Linked DNA regions of Homo sapiens: region 2 is linked to region 1. Evidence: chromatin loops called from intact Hi-C (ENCODE). Cell type or tissue: endothelial cell of umbilical vein. All regions are shown on one strand. Each heading gives the region's core, and the rest is flanking DNA. Links, peaks and the distances in the headings are about the cores only.

Evidence for each region. Peaks named below come from ENCODE experiments on the same cell type or tissue, not always from the same donor. Only the 100,000 strongest peaks of a DNase experiment are listed, where the experiment ranks them.
Region 2: it touches region 1 in a loop (2.8-fold over the local background); 1 of 110 quality-filtered maps calls a loop at or near these places.

The regions. Positions count from the first base shown.
Region 1 is chr20:58,069,359-58,081,058 of GRCh38, forward strand. No RefSeq gene overlaps it. Among named protein-coding and RNA genes, the nearest start is that of LINC01742, 71 kb to the left of the region's middle. In endothelial cell of umbilical vein, for the core only: no CTCF peak of the experiment used is centred there; DNase peaks (open chromatin) are centred at 5,013 and 5,393; H3K27ac peaks cover 1,596 bases.
Region 2 is chr20:57,762,095-57,773,794 of GRCh38, forward strand. No RefSeq gene overlaps it. Among named protein-coding and RNA genes, the nearest start is that of NKILA, 58 kb to the left of the region's middle. RefSeq lists enhancers at 9,657-10,300, 10,301-10,942. In endothelial cell of umbilical vein, for the core only: no CTCF peak of the experiment used is centred there; a DNase peak (open chromatin) is centred at 5,677; H3K27ac peaks cover 1,167 bases.

The DNA.
Region 1 (11,700 bases), core at 2,514-7,513:
TAATTCCAGCCCAGCGAGGAGGCTCTGAATCAAACAGCCGCCTCTTCCCTCCAGAGCTTCTTCAGGCTGACCCCCAGGCGCCTTTCTATCAGGGGAAAGATTGGACAGCCCGGCAGTTATCGACAGAGACGGCCGACGGACATTGATTGGGACTGCACTGCGAGTCTCTTTCATTTCCAAGTACCAGCTATGAGAGAGTGATGGACGTGTCCTGGTGAGATTCTGAGTCTCCTGGAGCTGAGTGATACAGAGACTCATGAGCAAGTCCTGCCTGTCTGCCCAGGGCAGGGACGCCATCAGCCCCAATGAGTTGCTGACCTTTAGAAGAAAAATCATCATAAGCTCAGCAGCAGCCCCTGATTGAAGGATCTGCAATCATGAAAATGTAAAAGTTAAATGACTTCCAAGGAGAGCGACTGCATTCCCTGCAGCACAAATGTTCTACCCCAACTCGATGCTCTCCGTCCCCTGCCCCACCAGGGATGGTATCTGGTCTCCTGGAAGTTCACAGCCCTGGCCTCCCTGCCTGCTGAACCTCCCACCCCTGTCCATCCGAAACACTAACCAGGGGAGAGCAGGTCCAGAGAAGGGAAATCAGGGGACTCACACCAAAAGAAATGAGAGTAGATGACGAAGCAGAACCTCCACGCCCACCGCACCATGGCCTGTGGACTTAGTATGGCCTTCAAGACCCTCCCTGAAGGAGCAGCTGCCAGCATCTCAAGTATGCTGCCCATCGAAACTGTCACATTTCACAGTATGCCTCCTCCACCCCCTCGGACACAGACTGCATATCTCTGTGTCCTCAGTGCCACCCTGAGACCTCACTCATAGCAGGTATCCAGTGAGCCCTCCAGAAAGGGCTGGGCACCACATGGCCAGGTGGCTTCAGCAAAGCTCTCAAGCTGTGGATGCCTTCTCCAGGCATGGCCCTCTGGAGGCACGCTCCACTCTTCCTGGCTCCTTCAGTCACTTTCCAATCCTCCCGTGGGCTCAGACATGCTTTTAAGCAAAGATCCCTGACTCTCCCATTAAGGAGTCCAAAGAAGGACAGATCGACGTTCTCTCTGACAGCCAGAGTCCCCTGGCAGGGAGAACGGATTTGGGAATGGGGTCACAGACAACCCACACCCCCTCCCATGGCCCAGTCTTTTTGTCTCTCATGCCACCATCCTCTCCGCTGGGGAGGGGCCAATGGCGATCAGATTCGTGGATCAATGTGATGCATCTGTCTCCTGATCTCCTGACCTGTCTGCTTGGTTTTAAGGGTTTTGTCCTTTCTTTTGCCTTTTATTGTAAAGCCTCAAACTCCTTTTGAAAAAAAAGGCAGGAGCATAAATATTACATAAGTTTAAACAAGATATAAATATGTAATTGACTGTGAAGGGCTGAGTGGAATGTTTCCCAACACGCAGGTCCTGCTGTGCCCAGGATGGAGTGGGGGACCAGCCCTTTCACCGGGGCCTGTCCACTCCAAGAGGGGATGGAAACGGAAGCGTGCAGGCTGAGCTGGACCGTGAGCATCACAAGCAGAGCTGTGTGCTTCTGTGCACCACTGCGAGCCCAGCACTGCACAGCGGAGCTCACCAAACACTGAATGAATGAATGAATGAATGAATGAATGAATGAATGAATGAATGAATGCATGCATGAATGAACTGCTTCATCCTTCTGCATGTTCTCCATTCAGATAGGGTTTCCAGAGAGCAGCTAGAGATTGGGAAACTGGAGATGTCATGCGCTGAAGCCTATTTAATCAGGTCTTCTATGTCCTGGAGGTGCTCGGGGGTGGAAAAGGGACAACTTCCAAGGGAAACAGCGTTGGGAACGTGCCCACCATGGAACAAAAGCTTCCTGCACCCCCTGAGGAATCAGCACCCTGCCTGGTGCCCTGTGCATTTCCTGCGCTGTTTTCTCCACACTTCCACTGCCACCAGCCTGGCTTGGGCCATCATTACTCCAGCCTCTCCCCCTGCACTCCACTGTCCCTTCTCCAGTTCACAGCCAGAATGATGCTTTTAACATGGGAATCTGAGCCTGTTGCCACACAGCCCAAGAACCCTTCCCTTCTGAGCCTGCAAGCCTGCATGACCTGGCCCAGCCCCAAGAATCTCATTGCTCCCTTTTCCTCCCTCTTGCTCCCCCAACAAAAACCCTTCTCAGGACCCTTGCCCTTGAGGTGCCTTTGCCTGGATGGCTCTTCTCCAAAACAGTCTCCCAGCTCCTCTCTCCCTCACTTTCTTCCAACCCTGCTCAAATGCCACCTCCTCTAAGCAGTCCTCCCTGACTGCTCAGGCAAAACACCACCACCACCACCACCACCACCAGACTCACAACTCTCCACCCCCTTACCTGGTCTTACCTTTCTTTATAGCACCTTTCTCTGCCTGACAGCCATCGCACTGTGCGTAGATTCATTTATTCACTTCTTGTTCACCTCTCTTATTTAAAAGAGAGCATTGTGAGAACAGGGACCATGTCCATCTAGCTCACCACTAAACCCCAGTGTCCAACACATAGGAACATGGCAATCAATATTTGTTGACTAAATTAACTCCCATCTAAGAGATGAAGTGACCGGGACTTGGAGAGGTGAAAAACACCTTCGGAAGATGAGCGTAGACCCTGGCTCTTCCCCTTACCTGCGGGGGTCAGATTCTTTCCCAAGTCAAGACAATGGTGACTGCCATGCAGACTCTGAGACCCTGACCCAGGCAATGCTCAGAGAATGACTTCGCACAGGTTTATTATGTTTGGCAAGAGATAATTAACCGTGTCCCTTGTATCAACAGCCTTGGATAAAGAGTGGCCCCAGCTCTGCAAGCACCCAGGCAGTTTTGCAAACCAGATTATTACTTCATATAAATATTTAATGAGGCTTGCCCTCTAGGTCTCCCTTCCTGGTCCATGATCATTAAATATAATCTTGCAGCCAAAATTCAAACTCAGCTGTCTTGGGTGGGAGGAGGGAGAGTTCAAACCTACTGAAGACCCTGGTTAACTTTAAACTCAATAGCAGATGAAGGGGAAAACAGCACAGAAGGGGGGAAAAGGGAGGTAGGGAGGGAAGAAGAGAGGCATGACAGGCCAATATTTCTAAAAAGCCCCATTGGACACTGTAGTGTAGCAAATGGTGTCCCCCAAAATTCGTGTCTACTGGAACCTCAGAATGTGATGTCGTCTGGAAATCGGGTCTTTTCAGATGTCATTAGTTAAAATGAGGTCATACAGGATTAGGGTAGATCCTAAATCCAATGACTGATGTCCTTATTGAAAAAAAAAAAAAAAAAAAAGGAGAGAAGCCAGAAGGCCACGTAGAGACAGCAGTGTTGCAGCCACAAGCCAAGGGCCACCTGGAACCACCAGATGCTGGAAGAGACAAGGAAAGACCCTTCCCTAGCTCTTCTGGAGGGGGCACGGCTCTGTGTATACCTTGATTTTGAACCTCTGGCCTCCAGAACTCTGAGATAATATATTCCTGCTGTTCTAAACCAGCCAGTTTGCAGTAATTTGTCACAGCAGCCCCCAGGAGATTCATACAGGCTCTCTGGAATTTTCTCCAGGGCACTCCCCACCCCCAGAGCCTCTCCACCAGAGCTAAGTGAGGGCCAGGAATGGGAGCATGTGGTGGTTTTTGAGCAGGAGGCCCAGGCTCTGTGGCTGTGCCCTGAGCTGCCTCAGTCTCCCCAGCCACCCCTCGGCTAGCTTGGCCCTCCAGAGCCAGCTGACCCTCTGGGGGCTCTCAGGGCCCTGGCTCCATGTCACCTCTTTGCTTTCCCTTCCTCTCAAAGTCCTCTTCTTGAAATACCAACACGTGAGCTTCCAATGATGCTTCTTGGGCTGGAATCAGGCCGCACTGCAGGTACACTGAGGGCCCACCATGTGGGGTCAAGAGTCAAATTCAGGGAGACCCTGTACACAGCAGGGCCATCCGTATCTCTGACTGCCCCCTGCAACTCCCCGTGTTCCTTCTCACTTCTCACCCCCGCGATGAGAGGCCTCATCCAGGACAGCCTGAGCAGCCCAGCACCCAGCAGGGAGGTTGGCTGCAGGCAGGGGTGAGGGCCTGGGTCCGCACTGTGCTGCCCACATCTACTGTGCCCAGGAGCACCCCAGGCCCCCGCCCAGGTGCAGGCTTTGTCGCAGGAGGCATGTGGGGCCTGAGGTCCTGCGTTGCAGGCAAGCTCTCTAGTGACGTAAGACATGCTTGGCAGGACAGCTCGGGAGAGGCCTCTCTGTGCCTTCATCCCTGGCCAGCTGGTCTTCCTGAAGGGACCACATGCTCCAAGGGCGGTGGTGAATAAATATACCCTAAAAGGTCGAGAGACAACCTCCACGTGCACAGGCTTTAACTTGGATTTACTCAAATAGGGAAGCCTGTTTCTTCTCTAGCAAAGGACAGAGCCACAGTGCAAACAGCCTAAAAGATAAATGAGCATGGACACTCTCAACAGCAAGAAGAGGACAGGCAGGTGGGGGAGAGGGAGAGCAGCAGTGCGTCTGGTGGACCTGCATGACTCCAACCAGTATCACCAAAAGCACTTCCAGACTAATCCATAGGTGAGCAAATCTGAAGAATCTATCATCTATCTCCCCAAAAGAGAGAAAAACTAACATTAGTTGGGCACATACTATAAGCTGTCATCCTCCATTGACTCATTTCATACCTACGAGCACCCTCTGAGATGCATGCTTGAATCTCCATCGTACAGACTGGGAGATGGAAGTTCAGAGAGGTTAAGTGACTTGCCCAAGGTCACAGAGCCCACAAGTGGCAGGATTGACAGTTCTGTTTCTTTCTTTCTATTACATCACAGGTTTTGAGAGCCGACCAGCTTCCAGGGATCATCTCCCACCTGGAATGAAGTTAAGAGAACAGGCAGGAAAGGGAAGACAGGGTGAACTGGCCAAGAAATCCCTAATTGTGTAAATTACCAGACAAAGCTCTTCAGCCCCTTCCTCATGACTCAGACATGGAGACAAAGGACAAATGAAAGGGAGGAAATGTCTTTGCCTCCCTGGAAAGGAAGGAGACCCACCAAGCAGAAAGAGAGGGAGGAGGGAAGGGACAGCTCAGTGGAGCTGCAGTGACCAAGCGGAGTACAGCGGGGAGAAATCCGGAGACATTTCCCAGTCTTGCCAGAAATTCCCAATCCCATGCATTTTCTCCTGCAGGGGAGGAAAGGGGGTCACTGCTTCCCCTTCCCGTACTCTGCAAGGTTTAGGTCCAATTGGGTCTCACAGAACTTGATGGCAGGGGGAGTGGTGGGGAGCAGTCACGGCACCCCTGCAGAGAAACAGCTTGGGAAACTATGCCAAACTCTGACCTTGGGGGTAAGCCCCGCCTGTGTGACTCAGTTCTCTCATCCTTTTTGGAGTAGCCTGGTGGAGAGCCAGACCAAGGCTGACCACGCTCCAGGCTCTGGACTCAGAACTGGGGCTGACATAGCCAGCACTTCCTGCCTGTGTGGCCTTGAGAACTCAGCTCAGTCCCTCCATGCCTTGGTCTCCCCATTGTTGGGAGGAGGTGGCAACACCCTTGCCTGATCGTAGCACTGTGAACCTCGAGCCTGAGGCTTCTTTGAGCCCTGAGCATCCAGTACTCGGCAAGGACTTCCGTTGGTGGCATTCTTACTTCCTCCCCGTCGCTTTAGAGGGAACTCATTCATCCCCAGCTGAAGTGTAAAAACCGACTTTGCCCAAACCTAAAGAAGTGAAAGTGGACAAACAAGGAGTGGCCCCCAAAGGGACCTTCCCTTCCAGATAGGAGCTTCCATTCAAGACACTGTCCACTCCCCACTGCTGGAGAACCCCAGCCCGGGGGTGCCCAGGGCCCCCTTAAACAAGAATTATCCTCCAGAGGCGTAATGCTCGACAAATAAATGGCTCAAACACTTCCTATTTTACCCCAAAAGACAGTTACCACCAGAATAGACCCAAACTGTGAGCTCCAGAAGAACAGAAAATGTGCCCATCGTTCCCTCTGTGAATTGCCAGCAGCTATTAGCACAAGCGTCTGGCGCCTGGGATGCCCTTGGTAGGAGGGGCTTGAATTTAGGAAAAAGTGAATGTTAGGGCTCAGCTCAGGAAGTCCCAGGAGATCATAAAAAGCAGATGATCATGCTCTCTCCGGGAGGCGGAGCTTGCAGTGAGCCGAGATCGCGCCACTGCACTCCAGCCTGGGCAACGGAGCGAGACTCCATCTCACAAAAAAAAAAAAAAAAAAAAAAAAAGAGGGGGGTATTCCCAAATGCTCCAGCCCTGATCGTTCCTGACAGCTATGGAAGGAGCACAGACCAGCCAGGGCCAGAACCTTGGTTTCCAAGGGCAAACCCTCCTCATTAATTCCATCCCTTCAATGGAACTGCACTTTATCTCCTCCTGCAGAAAGGAATCCATCTCGATGTCAATCAGCGTGGCGCTCGCTTCCGACGGACTCACAGCGCAGCTGAGAAAGCTGGTCCGATGCTCCGTTAATGCGGCACTTTAATAACAATATCACTCAGATCTCAAACTGCTTAATTAGATTTCACTCATTGTCATCACTCGCCTCATTTGAACTGCTCGTTTATAATTTATGGTCTTTATGCATTTGGTTGTTCATTTGTAAAATGGGAGAAAACAATCACAGGGCAAAAAGCAAAGCTTAAGAAATGGATTTGACTTTTCCCAAGGGCTGGTGTGCTGCAGGGCTGAGCAGCAAGGTCAAAGGAGGAGGATGCTGGATGTGTGGTTGTTTACTGTTCCTGCCTGCTCAGTGTCCTTCGTCCCTTCTCCTGGTAAGAGCTCCTGGGGTTTCCCCCAGATAAGGATCCTCCCCAGCTCCAGGCCTTTGTGGTTGGTTGAGCCATTCTTCCACCTTCAGAAGGCATCTGCCAGCAGCAGCCTCCACCATCAGCTTGTTCTGACTCCAGTGGACTCAGTGATTGTTTCAAAAATAGGCACCTGACCCAAAGCAGTCCAATGACAGTGAGCCCTAAACATTTGCTGTAATTACAAACCTGCATGACTCCAAACAGCAGGTGAAGGGGAAAACAGCAGAGAAAGGAAGAAGGTCCCTCCTTCCCTTGGAACTTCCAAGGGGTCCGAGGGAAAGTCATTCCCTTGGGAATGATCCAGTTGGACGTAAACCTTGCAGAGTGCGGTGAGGGGGAGCAGTGACTCCCTTTCCTCCCCTACAGCTGGGGAAGAGTCCTGCCTCTTGCTGGTGGAATTTCAGTCTGTACAGTGTGGGGGCCAGCCTCCCTCCCACAGCTGGGTGGGGTGAGCTGGCTGAGAACCAGCTTGAGGAAGCAGAACAAGGGAATTCCTGGCGACATTTCTGAGCACCTGGACTTAGTTATGCCTGAATCCAGGGGTGCTGGATACTTAAATTTTGTGAGTCAACATGTTCCCTTGTTTCTTTCAGCCTATTTGAGCTGAATTTCTTTCACCAGCAATGGAAAGACATTCAACTGACAAGATGTGATGTCAGAGATCACCTTCATGAGAAACACCATAGTCACTGATTCTTCTACAAACCCAATTTGCGATGCATTTCTAAACATTAAAACCGTGAATAGTGCTAGAGTGATATCAAAGATGCCATTTTGAATTCATAGAGAAGAGTGGGGTTTCCTCTGGCCACCTTACCCCACATTTCAACATCACCCCAGCCCCACCATGACATAACACATTCCCTTGCCCTACTTTTTTTTTCTCCTTGGTTTTTATGCTCGAACATACTAAATATCTTACTCATTTGTTTTTTGTATGATCTGTCTCTCTCCACTACAAAATCAGCTCCCTGAGGACAGGAGTTTTTCTATGTTTTGTTCACTGATATGTCCCCATGTCAGTGGAACTGAGACATAGTAGTCCTTCAGTGGACATTTGTTGTCTGATTGAGTAAATCAAGCTGTTGTAGGAACTACATTCAGCCACTAGTAAGAGATGGAAGGCAAGCAATGTGGGAGTTTCTTTCTCTTATACGTCAATCTGGAGGGTTCGGAGCTGGTGTGGAGACGCATGGTGTTCTCTGGAACCCAAGTGCCTTCTGTCCTGCTGTCGCCCTGTCCTCAGCACACAGATTCCCTCCTCAAGGTCTTCTCATGGTCCAAGATGGCTGCTGTTGCTCCAGCCACATCATCCGCATTCCATGCAAGAAAAGGGGATAAAGAGACCCTCTCAAATGCTTTCCCTGAAGAGAAAACAACTGCTACCTTCGCTTCATTGGCCACCCCAGCTGCAAAAGAGGCTGGGAAATGACATCTTTTAGATAGGCACATTGCCATCCCAATAAGATCAATGTTCTACTACTAAAGCAGAAGGATGGAGATGGAACTTGGAAAGCAACTAGAAATCTTTGTTGGGGGCAAAAAGAAGCCATGTAAATGAGAAAATGATAGTACTATAGAGAAGAAAACTACACAGCCATTAACAATCAGGTTTTTAGAAAACTCTGACTAATGCTAGAGAATACCTATGATACAATGTCACATGAAAAAGGTGGACTCTAAAACTACGGAAGACCTCTATTTTTGTAAACACACTTCCCAACCACACACACACACACACCAAAGACTTGAAAGAAATATACCACCACATTCATAGCATTTTCCTCTAATTAGGCAGTTACAGGTGGCTTTTATTTTCCTTTTATGCTTTTTTTCCCAGAGGTTTTCGACAAATATATGTTGCTTAAAAAAAATTTTTTTTGAGGAGTCTCGCTCTGTAGCCCAGGCTGGAGTGCAGTGGCATGATCTCAGCTCTCTGCAATCTCTGCCTCCCGGGTTCAAGCGATTCTCCTGCCTCAGCCTCCCAAGTATCTGGGATTACAGGTGCCCGCCACCACACCTGGCTAGTTTTTGTATTTTTAGTAGAGACTGGGTTTTACCATGTTGGCCAGGCTGGTCTCGAACTCCTGACCTCTGGTGATCCACTTGCCTCAGCCTCCCAAATTGCTGGGATTATAGGCATGAGCCACCACACCTGGTCGCTTAAAATTTTAAGTAACAAGTAGAGTGAGTGGCATCCCCGTTCCTGGTTTATCTCTGTGCCATCTCACGGTGGGGCAGACCAGGGGGAAGAAGAGAAGAAAGGAGAGGGAGTAGAGTTGGGAAAGGGCAGAGAGAGGGGAGGGAGGGAAGTGATGAGAACAAGCAGGAGGGTCTGGGAGGAGAGGAGAGGGGAGGAAAAAGAAGAGGAAAGAGTCCAGAGAGGCCGTGCTTTCTGCTAGGAATGGCTGGGAAGGACTTTAAAAGGAGCACAGGAGTTGGGTTTCCTCCAAAACACCCAGAGTCCTCGCCCACCCCCCACTCCTCCCTGCACTACCCCCCCCCCCACCCAACCATCACCACCACCACCAAGAGCAAACTCTAAGAGGATCTCAGGTGTTTTCCTGGATCACAGAAGCCCAGGGAGCAGACCCCACAGCTAACACTGACTCATGCCTCTTCCATGCCACCCCCTGCCCCTGTGCCCCAGAGCCTCCCTTGGTTCATTTTTGGCAATCCTTGGTTCCTACAATTCCTGCAGCTGCCTTGATTCAAACTCCCTCCCCAACTCCACCCCAGGCTTAAGGGTGGACTGGATGGGAGCTGCAGGTCATGGCGGAGGTCGGGGGGGATCTCCAGCCAGTTACACCCCAAGGAGATGGAAATCAAAGCCAATAGAAACTCCTGTTGTTCACCAGCCCCTTCAAACATCCTGCTTGGAGCAGATTCAGGCTCTGGAAAAGTTCACAGGAAATCCTGGAGATCAGATGCTTACTCAGCAACCACAAGCTTTATCTTGGGTCTGAGTCCCAGAAAACAAAGACAAAAGTTTCTTCTAAGACTCCCTTCTCCCTTCGCCAACTGGTGGAGCACCATTTCCAAATAAAGGGGCTCCAAAAGCAATTCTAAAGCAGAACTTGAAAGTCAAATCACATTCTCAAAGCTCGTGCAGTTAAAACACGGGTCAGATGCCCCCAGACAGAGTCCCCCCACAACCCGCCCTCCCACTAGCTGCAGAAAAGCAGCTAGGCTTGAGCCGTTCAATTCAGTAGCCATTAGGATTATGTGGTTCTTCAGCACCCAGTGTAGCCAAGGAATTGAATTTTTTAAGTTTAATAAACTTAAACTTTAAAACTGAACAGTAACATATTTGTCCATGAAGACAACTTTATTGTTTTGTAGAACTACTTACTGTATTCATTTCCAATTGCTACTGTGATGAATTACCAGAAACCTTGTCACTTAAAACAACAGGCTCGGTACAGTGGCTCAGGCCTGTAATCCCAGCACTTCGGGAGGCTGTGGTGGGCGGATCACTTGAGTCCAGGAGTTCAAGACCCAACTGAGCAACATGGTGAAACCCCATCTCTATTAAAATTAAGAAAATTAGTAAGGCATGGTGACACGTGCCTATAGTCTCAGCTACTTGGGAGGCTAAGGTGGGGAGGATGGCTTGAGCCTGAGAGGTCAAGGCTGCAGTGAGCTGTGCATTCCAAACTGGGGGACAGAGTGAGACCCTATCTCAAAAATAAAATAAAACAAAATAAAGCAACCCACACTTTTTATGTTACAGGTCTGGAGGTGAGAAGCTCAAAATGCGGCCTGCAGGCTAAAATGAAGGTGTCAGCAGGGCTGCACTCCTCTCTGGAAGCTCCAGAACAGAATCCCTTTGCCTTTTCCAGCTTCTAGAGACCATCCGCTTTCCTTGGCTCATGGCCCCTTTCTCCTCCTGCAAAGCCAGAAATGTTGAATCTCTCGGAATATCTACCATAGCCACAGCTCCATCTGACCACAGCCACAAAAGATTCTCCACTTTTAAGGACCATTATGATTATACTGGGCCACCTGGATCAATGCAGGGTAATCTCCTCACTTCAAGATCGGTCACTTAGCAACCTTAATTGAATTTGCAACCCAAATTCTCCCTTCTGCGGTATAAAGTCACATATTCACAAGTTCCCAGGATTAGGTCATGGTTGGAGGCCATTCTTCTCGCTACCACATTGCAGTTCACTGTAACCTTTGCATCAAATTGGGCATTACTGTGAGTTCTTGTGCAAGTGTTGGGCAAGTGTACCATTTCTAGCATCTCACATAAACACATCACCCACCTAGTTGGTGTCAATGGATTGGTTCCAGTGGGATGATTATTTTTCTGTGGACAAATGTAACATTGTAATATGTTTATTTAAATATATTATGCAGACTTACAAGTTACAGCGATATCTGTGTAATTAAATTGAAATTCTTATTATTTTGACTTTGATATAAACTGTTTTTCTAGTTTCAAAAAATAAATATGGACAAAATTTGAGATTTAAAATACAGGAATGGTACTGATACAGAATCAAATGGAGATGCAGAACTATAAAGAAAACCAGAGATACCACAAATTTCATGGTGAGTGGCAATTATAGTTTGTTTCTGCAGGAAGAAAACAAATAGCTTTTTATCTGTTGGATTAAAGATAATAAAATGAACACTAGTCACAGACATTCTTATCAAATACATAATGAATTTGAAAATACGTTTTCTTTCAATAGTCAGAAAGAATCAACAAAACAAGTCAACTAAAATCAGAAGGAAATGGCCAATAAAAAAATTGTAATGAATTTTCACTTCGTAACTTTGGCCAGCTAGGAAATAGTTAGAATGCTTGCTCAGAAGAGGAAAAACTTTTTTTTTTTTTTTTTTTTTTTTTGAGACAGAGTCTTGCTCTGTTGCC
Region 2 (11,700 bases), core at 2,774-7,773, 310 kb before region 1:
ATGGTCTTGACCTCCTGGGCTAAAGCATCTGCCTGCCTAGGAATCCTAAAGTTCTGGAATTACAGGCATGTGCCACTGCACCCAGCTGGAGCTTATATATGTTGTTGAGAGAGGCTGGCAAATGTAGTAGTGTTAAATTGGAAGTTTTGGCCAAGAGGCTGAGAGGATGGATTCTAGATGGCAGAGTGAGTCAGCAGAGAGACCATGAAGCACATCCCCAAAGGAGGTTGCCGAGAATCCAAGTGGGGACCCTTGAAGTCCTCGCCTTCATCAAGGGCGTGAAAGAATCTGGGATGTGAGACTAGGAAGAAGCTCGTTAAGAAAGGGTCTTAGCAGGAGCTGCTGAGGCTTTGGGGGTGTCTTCCCATGAGCAGGGTGTGGGCTGTATTCCCTGCATTTTAGGTCAAGAAAGAGGATGTGTAAGGGGACCACTCAAAGCATCCAATATATGGACCCTGCTATTTGGAGGTCACAGAGGGCAATGCCTGACTCCTTCCTCCCTCTGGAGATTTGCAAAGGGGAAACACCTGGGCAGCAGCTTTGCTGCAGAGAGTGAAGCGGTTACTGCAGAGGGCATTTCAGCCTGCTGCTCAGGGTGTGTGGGAGCAGAGAACACGTGTGTGCCATGACCTGGACAATGACCTGCATGCAAGAGCCAGTGCAGGACTATTCAATGTCCTGACTGAAAGGCCACCTGAGGATGGCGTCAGTGAACAGACCACAGAAGAAAGCAGCTGAAGCACTGGGCTTTCCATGCATTGCTGCAGGCTTCCTAGGGAAGAAATCTCTGGCTAGAATGAAGATAACTTTACTCTCTACGAGGGAACCTCAGAGAAGAGGCTTAGCAATTGGAGGTGGGTGTCTCCAAAGTGCCCACCAGGGAGAGTCCATGAGGCTGTGTCACCAGGCAAGTAAGGACTTCTTGGGCCTCTTACCTCTCCGACTGCATCCAGACTCCGGAGGGTCAAAGCCAGGTGAGAGAGTTGTGGGGAGAGCAGATAAGCCAACAGACAGGGCAGAGCCAGGAGGGAACCTCCTTCCGAATGGACAGACTCCCCATCTGCAGCAAGCCTGGAGCTGGCAAGGGGCAAACCTTCATGTTAAACGAAGGTCAAGGTTTTGACCATGACACAGGGTCTGGCGTTTGGATTATAGGTGGGAGGACTTTGTATCTGGTCATTTAAGATGACCAGAAAGTCATGGGGCCTGTTTTAAGTTATCATCCAGGCTAAAAAAATAGTCCCACTGAATAAATTTAAACAGAAGGTGGGAGACAAAAATAACGACTTTATGAGTACATCTCGAGCTGTGCCTGTTCACTGTGATATTTACACAAATAAATAAAACTACAGAGGTACTGAGAGGGCCAATAAAAATTTAAAAGGATTTATGTGATAAAGTGATAGAGAAACTGCTTTAGCCAGGGTAGAAGGGGAGACCCGTTGAGGAGGTGACATTGGAATTGAGGCTTCAATTATGAGAGGGAGCTGGCTGTGTGAAGGTCCAGGGAAGGGTGATCCAAGCAGAGGGAACAGTTTGTGCAAAAATCCTGAGGCAGGAGCAAGCTTGCAGCAGGATATGGAAAGTGAGAGGAGGATGGGAGAAGCTGAGGTGGAAGGAGAGGCTGGAAAAGAGCACCAGGCGGGGTCAGAAAGGGGGACTGTATTTCAAGTGTGATGAGAATTCATTAGACAACTTTTAGCAGGGAAAGAACTTCTGATTCATCCTTTAGAAAGGTCAGCTGGCTGCTATTAGAATGGGCAGGAGACAAGGGCAAGATTGGGGCTGCCGGGAGTGCAGCTTGTCCAGAACAGGATAGAGATGATAGTGTCTTGGACTATGGTGGTTGCATGGAGGAGGTGAGAAACATCAGGTTTAGACTATAATTTGGAAGCATAAAGCTCCATGTGTGATGTGAGAGGGTTAAAGATGAGGATTAAGGAGAGTTCTGTGGTTTTTGACCCATGCCACTGAATGGATGTTGGTGCCATTTCCAAGATGAGAGAGAGTTGGGAGGAAGCAGATTTATATTGGGGAGGGGAGTGTATTAGTCTGTTTTCACGCTGCTGATAAAGACATACCTAAGACTGGGTAATTTATAAAAGAAAGAGGTTTAATTCACTCACAGTTCCACGTGGCTGGGGATACCTCATAATCATGGCAGAAGACGAAGGAAGAGCAAAGGGATATCTTACATGGTGGCTGGCAAAGAGAGAAATGTGAGCCAAGCGAAAGTGGAAACCCCTTATAAATCAGATCTCATGAGACGTATTCACTACCACAAGAACAGTATGGGGAAAACCGTCCTCATGATTCAGTCATCTCCCACCAGGTCCCTCCTGCAAGATGTGGGAATTATGGGAGCTACAATTCAAGATGAGATTTGGGTGGGGACACAGCCAAACCATATCAGGGAGTCAACAATTCTCTTTTCACTGAGTAGTATGCCCAGGCAGTCCATTACTAGATAATGGGGAGGCCAAGAATTAAGGCTGTGGTGTCAAACAATTTGGGCTTCATTGTGTGACCTTGGCCACATCAATTAACCACTTTGAGACCAGTTTTCTCCACTACAAAATGGGAGTAAAAATAACAGTACCTATGTTCCAGGTTTGTTGTGGGGAGGGAAAGCTCTGCAATGGGCCTGGCACACAGTAAGGGCACAAGAAATGAAAGCAGTTATTGGCTCTTTATTTGCAAGGGCCATACTTATGAGTGCTGCTCTGTGTTGAGTGGAAAACTGCACTTAGGACAGTTTCATTTTTGTCTGCCATACTTCTCCTGAAACCTTCAGATCCTGGAGTCAACTGGCAAGAAAACCAGCTCCAGCCAGGATCCCTCACTAACATTCCTATGGTAGGCTACACCCTGGCCTGGCGTTTTCTTTGTGGGAAACTTTCGTGGACGCATTCCATTTATTTAAAAGATGTAGGCTATTCAGATTTTCTGTTTCCTCTGGTGTCAGTTTTGGCAAGTTATATTTTAAAAGGAATTTGTCCATTACATCTATATTGTTGAATAAAAGGGCATAAAATTGTTCACAGTACTTGCTTATAATCCATTTAAAGTTTGTGGGATATGTAATGATGTCCCTGCTTTCCTTTTTACTAGATCAGGCTTATCAATTTTATTACTCTTTCTACAGCACTAGCTTTTGATTTATTGATTTTCTCTATTATTTTTCATTTTTCTATTCCATTGATTTCTGCCCTTATCTTCATAACTTCCCCCCTCATACTTACTTTGGCTTTAATCTGCTCTTCTTTTTCTAATTTCTTAGCTCATATAAATGATTTAGGTTTTTCGTCTTTTTTTATGTAATTAAAGTTTTCACAGGTTCTAGCAGTTAGGAAAAAAGAAAATAATAATAATTATTATTTAAAGTTATTAATTTCCCTTCAATCATTGCTTTAGCTACATTGGACAAATTTTGATATGTTATATTTAATGTTCATTCAGTTGAAAATAATTACTAATTTCCTCTGAAGTTTCTTCATTGCCTGCTGTTAATTTTACAATTATGGGGGATTTTAAAATCATCTTGTTATTGATTTCTAATTTAATTCCTTTTGTTTTTTGTCAGGGAACATACTATCTATGATTTCAGTCTTTTAAAATGTATTGAGACTTGTTTTATAGCTCAGCATATGATTTGTAATTGTAAATATACCATTAAAAATGTGCCTTTAAAGGCCGGGCACGGTGGCTCAGGCCTGTAATCCCAGCACTTTGGGAGGCCAAGCTGGGCGGATCACGAGGTTGGGAAATCCAGACCATCCTGGCTAACACGGTGAAAACCCACCTCTACTAAAAATACAAAAAATTAGCCAGGCGTGGTGTCGGGTGCCTATAGTCCCAGCTACTTGGGAGGCTGAGGCAGGAGAATGACATGAACTTGGGAGGCAGAGTTTGCAGTGAGCCGAGATCACGCCACTGCACTCCAGCCTGGGAGACAGTGCGAGACTCTGTCTCAAAAAAAAATAAAAATAAAAAAATGTGCCTTTAAAAAGACATTTAAAAAGAATGTCTTCTGCCATTGTTGGGTATAGTGTTCTACAAATATCAATTAAGTGAAGACGATTTTTAGTGATGCTCACACTTTTTATGTGTTCAATAATTTTTTTTTGGCCTTGTTGTTCTATCAATGCCCAGAGAGGAGTATTAATAATCTCCATCTATGATTGTAGTATTATTTATTTCTCCCTTTGATTTTGGTACTTTTTGCTTCATGTAATTTGAGGCACTGTTATTAGGTACACATACATTTATGATTGTTATGTCTTTCTGATTAATTGGCCCTTCTATCATTTTACATGAATTTGTACAATATTAACTGTAAGTAAAACATTAAAAGTTAAGGACATCTATTCTAATCTCTATAGCAACCATATAAAAAAATGTAGAAAAGTATATTTCTTCTGTCCATCTTTATGAACATAAAGAAGTGTCCATCTTTATCTCTGGTAATACTTTTTGTCTTGAAGTTTATCTAATGTTAATATAGCCACATTCTTATGTTTACTGTTTGCATGTTGTTTTTCCTATCCATTTACTTTCAGTCTATCGATGGTTTATTGTTTCTCTTGAGGACAGCATATAGTTTGGTCATTCTTTTTTCCTATAATTTTGTATGGACTCTATCTTTTAATTTCAGTGTTTACTTCATTAATGTTTAATGTAATTACTGATATGATTGGATTTGGGTCCACCATTTAATTATTTTTCTGTTCTGTTCCAAAACACAAACAGAATATCTGAATATTTTTTAGAATTCCGTTTTAAGGCCAGGCTTACACTTGTAATTCCAGAAACTTTGGGAGGCTGAGGTGAGAAGATCGCTTGAGCCTAGGAGTTTGAGACCAGCCTGGACAACATGATAAAACTATATTTCTACTAAAATTTTTTTAAAAAAATTAGCCAGATTTGGTGGCACACACCTGTAGTCACAGCTACTTGGGAAGCTGAGGTGGGAGGATTGCCTGAGCCCTGAAAGTCGAGGCTGCAGTGAGTCGTAATCATGCCACTGCACCCCAGCCTGGAAAACAGTGTGAGACTCTTCTAAAAAAAATAATAATAAAGAGTTCCATTTAAATTTTCCTATTGATTTTTTAGCTAAACTTGTCTGCATTTTTAAAATGGTTGCTATAGAGATTAGAATAGATGTCCTTAACTTTTAATGTTTTACTTACAGTTAATGTTGTACAACTTCACTTAAAATGTGGAAACCTTGCAATTGTGTCAGTTCATATTTCTGCATCCTTTATCTTAGTTGTTGTATGTAACATGTACACACACATATATATATTTGTGTGTGTATACACACACATATATATATTTGTGTGTGTATACACACACACACACACACATATTATAAACCCCACAAGGCAAGGTTATAGTTTTTTTCTTTAAATGGTTCTATGGTTTTTAAAGAAATTAAGAGGAATAAAGAAAAAAGAAGATAATTGTCTTTTGCAGGCACCCAGATCCTATTTTCTGAGGATCTGAGTTTCCATCTGGTGTCATTTCCCTTCAGGCTGAAGAACTTCCTTTAGCATTTCTTGTAGTGCAGATCTGCTGGCAACAAAGCCCACAGCTTTCTTTTATCTAAGATATATTTGTTTTGCCTTCATTCTTGAAGGATATTTTCCCTGGATGTATAATTCTTGGTTGACAGTTTTGTTTTTTTTTCTTTCATCACTTTAAAGATGTTTTTCCACACCTTCTGGCCTCCATAATTTCTGATACAAAGTCAGCCATTAATGGAATGGTTGTTTTCCTATATGCAATGTGTTATTTTTCTCTTGTGGCTTTCAAGTTGCATTGTTTAATTTGGCTTCAACAGTGTGACTAGGATGTATCTTGGTCTGGGATTCTTTGTGTTTATTTTGCTTGGTGTTAATTGAGCTTCTTGCATCGGTACATTTCTCTCTTTCACCAAATTTGGAAAAATTTTGGCCATTATTTCTCCAAATATTATTCTGTCCCATTCTTTCTCTCCTCTGCTCTAAGACTCCATTTACATGTGTGTCAGACACTTGCCTATTTAAATGCATTCCTGAGGCTCTGTTCATTTTTTTCTTAAATCACTATTGTCCTTGTGTTTTGCATGGAATAATTTCTATTAATCTGCTTCAAGTTCATTTAGTCTTTCTTCAGCCTTCCTTCTCCATTTGGCTCTTAAAGGTCCACCCAGTGAATTTCTCATCTCAGATATTACATTTTTCAGTTCTAGAATTCTATCAGGTCCTTTTTTTGTTTCTAATTCTCTGTAGAGATTTCCTATGTTTTCATTAAATATACATATATATACACACACACATACATATATTTAAACTTTATTAGAAGTTTTAATAGTTGGTATAAAAATCTTGGTATTCCAGTTTTAACATATCTAGTTTATATTGGGGTTTGTCTCAGTCGACTTTACTTTCTCTTGAGAATTTTTTTCATTTCATTTTTTTTAATGTCAAGTAATTTTTGGATTATATTCTGGTGTGGTGAAAAGAATAATATCTCCCGCAGATTCCCCCCTGCAAAGATGTTGATATGGTTTGGCTGTGTCCTCACCCAAATCTCACCTTGCATTGTAATCCCCATAATCCCCTTGTGTCAAGGGAGGGACCCAGTGGGAGGTGGTTGAATCATGGGGGCAGTTTCCCCCATGCTATTCTCATGAGAGTGAGTGAGTTCTCATGAGATCTGATGGTTTTATAAGCATCTGGCATTTCCCCTGCTCACTCTCACTCCATCCTGCTGCCCTGTGAAGAAGGTGCCTGCTTCTCCTTTGGCTTCTGTAATGATTCTAAGTTTCCTGAGGCTTCCCCAGCAATGTGGAACTGTGAGTCAATTAAATCTCTCCTTTAAAAATTACCCAGTCTTGGGCAGTCTTTGTTTGTTTGTTTGTTTGTTTGTTTGTTTTTGAGATGGAGTTTTGCTCTTGTTGCCCAGGCTGGACTGCAGTGGCGTGATCTCGGTTCACTGCAACCTCTGCCTCCTGGGTTCAAGCGATCCTCCTGCCTCAGCCTCTTGAGTATCTGGGATTACAGGCACCCGCCACCACGCCCAGCTAATTTTGTATTTTTAGTAGAGATGGGGTTTCTCTATTTTGGTCAGGCTGGTCTCAAACTCCCAACCTCAGATAATCCGCCCACTGCAGCTCCCCAAAGTGCTGGGATTACAGGCATGAGCCACCACGCCCGGCAAGGGCAGTTTTTTATAGCTGTGTGAGAGCAGACTAATGCAGATGTCCACATCCTAATCTACAGCACCTGTGAATATGTGATCTTCCATAGCAACACAGACTTTCTGTATGTGATTGGGATTTGGAGATTACCCTGAATGATCCTGGTGGGCCCATTATAGTCACAGGGTCCGCTATAATAAGGAAACAGTAGGGTCAGAGGCAGAGAAGGAGATGTGACAATGGAAGGAGAGGTAAAAGCACTGTGAGGAAGGAACCACAAACCAAGAAATGCAGGCAGCCTCTAGATGCTAGGAAAGGAAAGGAAATGGATTCCCCTAGATCCTCCAGAAGAAACACAGCCCTTCAGACCTACATTAGTGTGAGATGATCAATGTGTGTTTTTAAGCCGTGAGGTTTGTGGAAATTCATTACATCAGCAATAGCAGATGAATACACCTGGACAGAAGGAATGCTAAATTGTGACCATTCTGGGCTTTTTCTCTGATGAGTGCTGTTTCTTGTGTTTTAGCAGGCAGTTAGCTTGGTGGAATTTGAACTTCAAATCCTGTTGCTAGGACGACATTTCCTGTCTCAGTTCACATCTTTATCTTCCCTAAGCTGAGGTTTCCGATTATGTGGCCGGAATCCCCCTGGAGTCCCTGTGGCCTGGTGCCTGCACTTTGTCAGCCACCCTTAGCCTCAGGCCAAAAGCCACAAAGAAAAGCCCTTGCTTTGAGCAGTGGCCTCCTCCCCTGCTCTCTCCACTCTCCAGGCTTTCAGGTGTTTGGATCCGGGGGTACTTGGAGTGTTCTTTTGTTTCTGAATTGGTTCTCAGAAAGACAGAGTGGAAAAGACGACAACTTTTCTAGCACTGGGTTCCAGCCTGGTTTCATTACTTACTCGCTGCATGACCTTGGGCAGCTGAGCTTGTGTCAGCCTCAGTTTCCCCATCCGTAGGTCTCTACATCAGAGGATAGTGTCTGCATCGATGAGCAAATGCACGTATTTGTAAGGTGCTGGATCCAAGCTTGGTCTCCTTGTTATTTTCCAAGCATCTCTCTGCTGCTCATGGAAGGACACCCCCAAAACTAACTGCTGGACAGATTTTCCAAGCCTTATCAGTTCATCCAAATGGTTAACTCTAAGTTTCTTTCCTGTCCGAAAAATAAAACTGTAAACAGTGATACAGAGCCATGGGTTGTTATTCAGGATTTGCAAACTTTATTTCCCCAAACCGGCTTTGCTACATAGGCTCTGCTCCTAAGCTATTGCCCACAGCAAACAAGAAGGGATCTGGAGGCCGGGCATGGTGGCTCACACTTGTAATGCCAGCGCCTTGGTAGGCTGAGGCACAAGTTTGAGACAAGCCTGGCCAACATGGTGAAACCCCATCTCTACTAAAAATACAAAAAAAAAAAAAAAATTAGCTGGGCGTGGTGGTGGATGTCTGTAGTCCCAGGTATTCGGGAGGCTGAGGCAGGAGAATTGCTTGAACCCGGGAGGCGGAGGTTGCAGTGAGCTGAAATCGTGCCACTGCACTCCAGCCTGGGTGACAGAGCAAGACTCTGTCTCAAAAAAAAAAAAAAAAGGGACCTGGAATGCTTCGTGGGGGTGTCGCAAGGTCTCGGAGCCTATGGAATCTGGTTCTGGAGCTGGGCAGGGCTTCCACTGGGCTCTGCAGTCCTGGGCCGGGAGCTGGCTCATTTGTTTATGGGACATTTGCTTCCTGGGAGTCTACAGTGTGGTGGTCCCTGCCCTGGGTGCTGGACACAGCAGCAAACAAGGCAGACACAGCCCGCCCTTGTAGCATGGACTTCTGCTCACAGCGCTGGGCACGTGCCTGGGTGTAAAACCACAACTGTGATCAGTGGAATGGGCGGGGGTGTCCTGTGAGTGTCCGAGATAGGCATTGATTGGGTCGTGGAGGCTAGTGGGTCACGCTGAGGTCTGATGGCTGAGTAGAATTTGCCTGGCCGGGTGGGAGGGAAAGGACAAGAGGAAGCAGCAAGAGCCTGTGCACAGGCCCTGTTGGGGTAAGGGACATGGTAAGTTCCAGAACTGCAGGAAGGCCTTGGAGGGCTGGAGCTCGGAGGAGGGCATGTGGGGAGGATAGGAAGTTAGGGAGCGGGCGGTAGGGTTGCTAGACTCAGTAAATGTAAATACAGGATGCCCAGTTAAACTTGAATTTCAGGAAAAAGTCAAATACTTTTTTAGTATAAGTGTGTCTCAAGTGCTGTATGGGACATACTTATACATACTCACACTAGAAAAGTATTCATTGTTGAGCACAGCATGCTGGCTCACACCTTGAATCCCAGCACTTTGGGAGGATGAGGTTGGAGAATCTCTTGAGCCCAGGAGTTCAAGACCAGCCTAGCAATATAGCAAGAGCCCCCATCTCTAAAAAAAAAAATTAAAAATTAGCTGGGCAGAGTGGCACATGCCTGTAGTCTTAGCTACTCAGGAGGCTGAGGTGAGGATCACATGAGCCCAGGAGTTCGGGCTGCAGTAACCCGTGATCACACCGCTGCACTCCAAGCCTTGGTGACAAAGTGAGACCCTGTCTCAAAAATACTACTACTACTGGGCTGGGCGTGGTGGCTCACACCTGTAATCCCAGCACTTTGGGAGACCAAAGCTGGTGGATCACCTGAGGTCAGGAGTTCGAGACCAGCCTGGCCAACATGGTGAAACCCTGTCTCTACTAAAAATACAAAAATTAGCCATGCGTGGTGGTGTGCACCTGTAGTCCCAGCTACTCGGGAAGCTGAGGCACAAGAATTGCTTGAGCCCGGGAGGCAGAGGCTGCAATGAGCCGAGATTGCACCACCGCACTCCAGCCTGGGCCATAAGAGTGAGACCCTTCCTCAAAAAAACAAAACAAAACAAAAACTACTACTACTGATAATAATAACTCGTTGTTTATCTGAAATTCTAATTTAATGGCATCTTGTTTTCTATTTGGTAACCCTATGAGCAGGGTCTTGCAGAACAGGGCAATGAACTTGTTCTCAAACCAGGAACAACGGTGGGCTGTAGAGCTACGCTGGGAGCAGCAGTATCCAGGCAGCATTTGGAGGTTAGCTGCATGCTGGGGAGAACGGATGGGAGCGCGCGAGGGGCAGAGAAGGACTGGTGAAGGCTGCTGCAGTGCCCAGGGGAGCCCCTGAGCATCGGAGGCTTGGGGAGGCCCCAGGTGCTGCGGGGTGGAGAAATGCACTGGAGTGGAATCTTGCCTGTGTCTGCTACTAGAAGGGAAGCTGCCCTTTGTCACAGGGCGATCACTCACTGGGTGCCGGAGGATGTGGTACTGACGAAGCGGCCAGGCTGGGATCCTTGCTTGATGTCACTTGATAGCTCCTTGATGTCACTAAGAGCCATCATCCTGCTCACAGCCCCTCCCCACCCCAAAATGAGAGCTGCTCAGCCCAGACAGACGTCTTACCCTCTGCTTGTTTTTGTGATTCAAAAATGAGTCATCCACCCCAGGCAAGAGCAGGCTGAGGACCTTTTCCTTGGCTGGGAGTTTGGGGGTTGGGTGGCTCTTCCGGAGGCTACAGGGTTCAGACAGCGTCTTGTCTGCAAGATTAATTCCTTCCAGTGCAAGAAACTTAAAGGGGCCAGATGCGGTGGCTCACACCTGTAATCCCAGCGCTTTGGGAGTCCAAGCTGGGAGGATCACATGAGCCTAGGAGTTCAAGATCAGCTTGGGCAACATAGCAAGACGCCATCTCTACAAAAATAAGCAAAATTAGCTTAGCTGAGCATGGTTGCGTGCACTTGTAGTCCCAGCTATTCAGGAGGCTGAGGCAGGAGGATCACTTGAGCTCAGGAGTTTTAGGCTGCAGTGAGCTGTGCTTGTGCCACTGACCATCAGCCTGGACAACAGTTCTGTAAGATGAGAACAAGAATAGTGCCTGGTTCCTGGGGCTGTTCCAGGATTAAATGAGACAGAGCTTATGAAAAATCTTGGGATATAGTAGATGCTCAGTTAATGTTATTTGCTTTCTTCCCTCCCTGTCATGTCAACAGAGAAGCTGGCAAGGTGAAAGTCAAGAGCAGGAGGTCAGAAAACATGTTCCTGTCAAAGCCCAGATGGAAAATACTCTAGGCTTTGCGGGCCAGACAGAAGCCGCCACAGGCAACATGCAAATAACGAAGGATGGCCGTGTTCCCATAAAACTTCATTTATTGACTCCGCTGTTTGAGTTTCAAATAATCTTCATGTAATTTTCAAATGTCACATGACATTAGATTTTCCCCCCAACCATTTAGCTATGTAAACACTAGTTTTAGCTCATGGAGTGCACAGAAACGGGCTGTGGGCTGCACGTGGCCCTTGGGCTGCAGTTTGCAACCCCTGCCGAGAGTGAGGTTACCATCTGGCTGATCTGTGAGTTTTCTGACTCTATGAAGGAGGCGGTGAGGTTGTCAGAGTCTTGAACTAGATAGAACCAAACTCAAAGTTTTATCTTTTCCTAAGTTTCCAGAACCAAAAATATTCCTTGTGAGCCAAC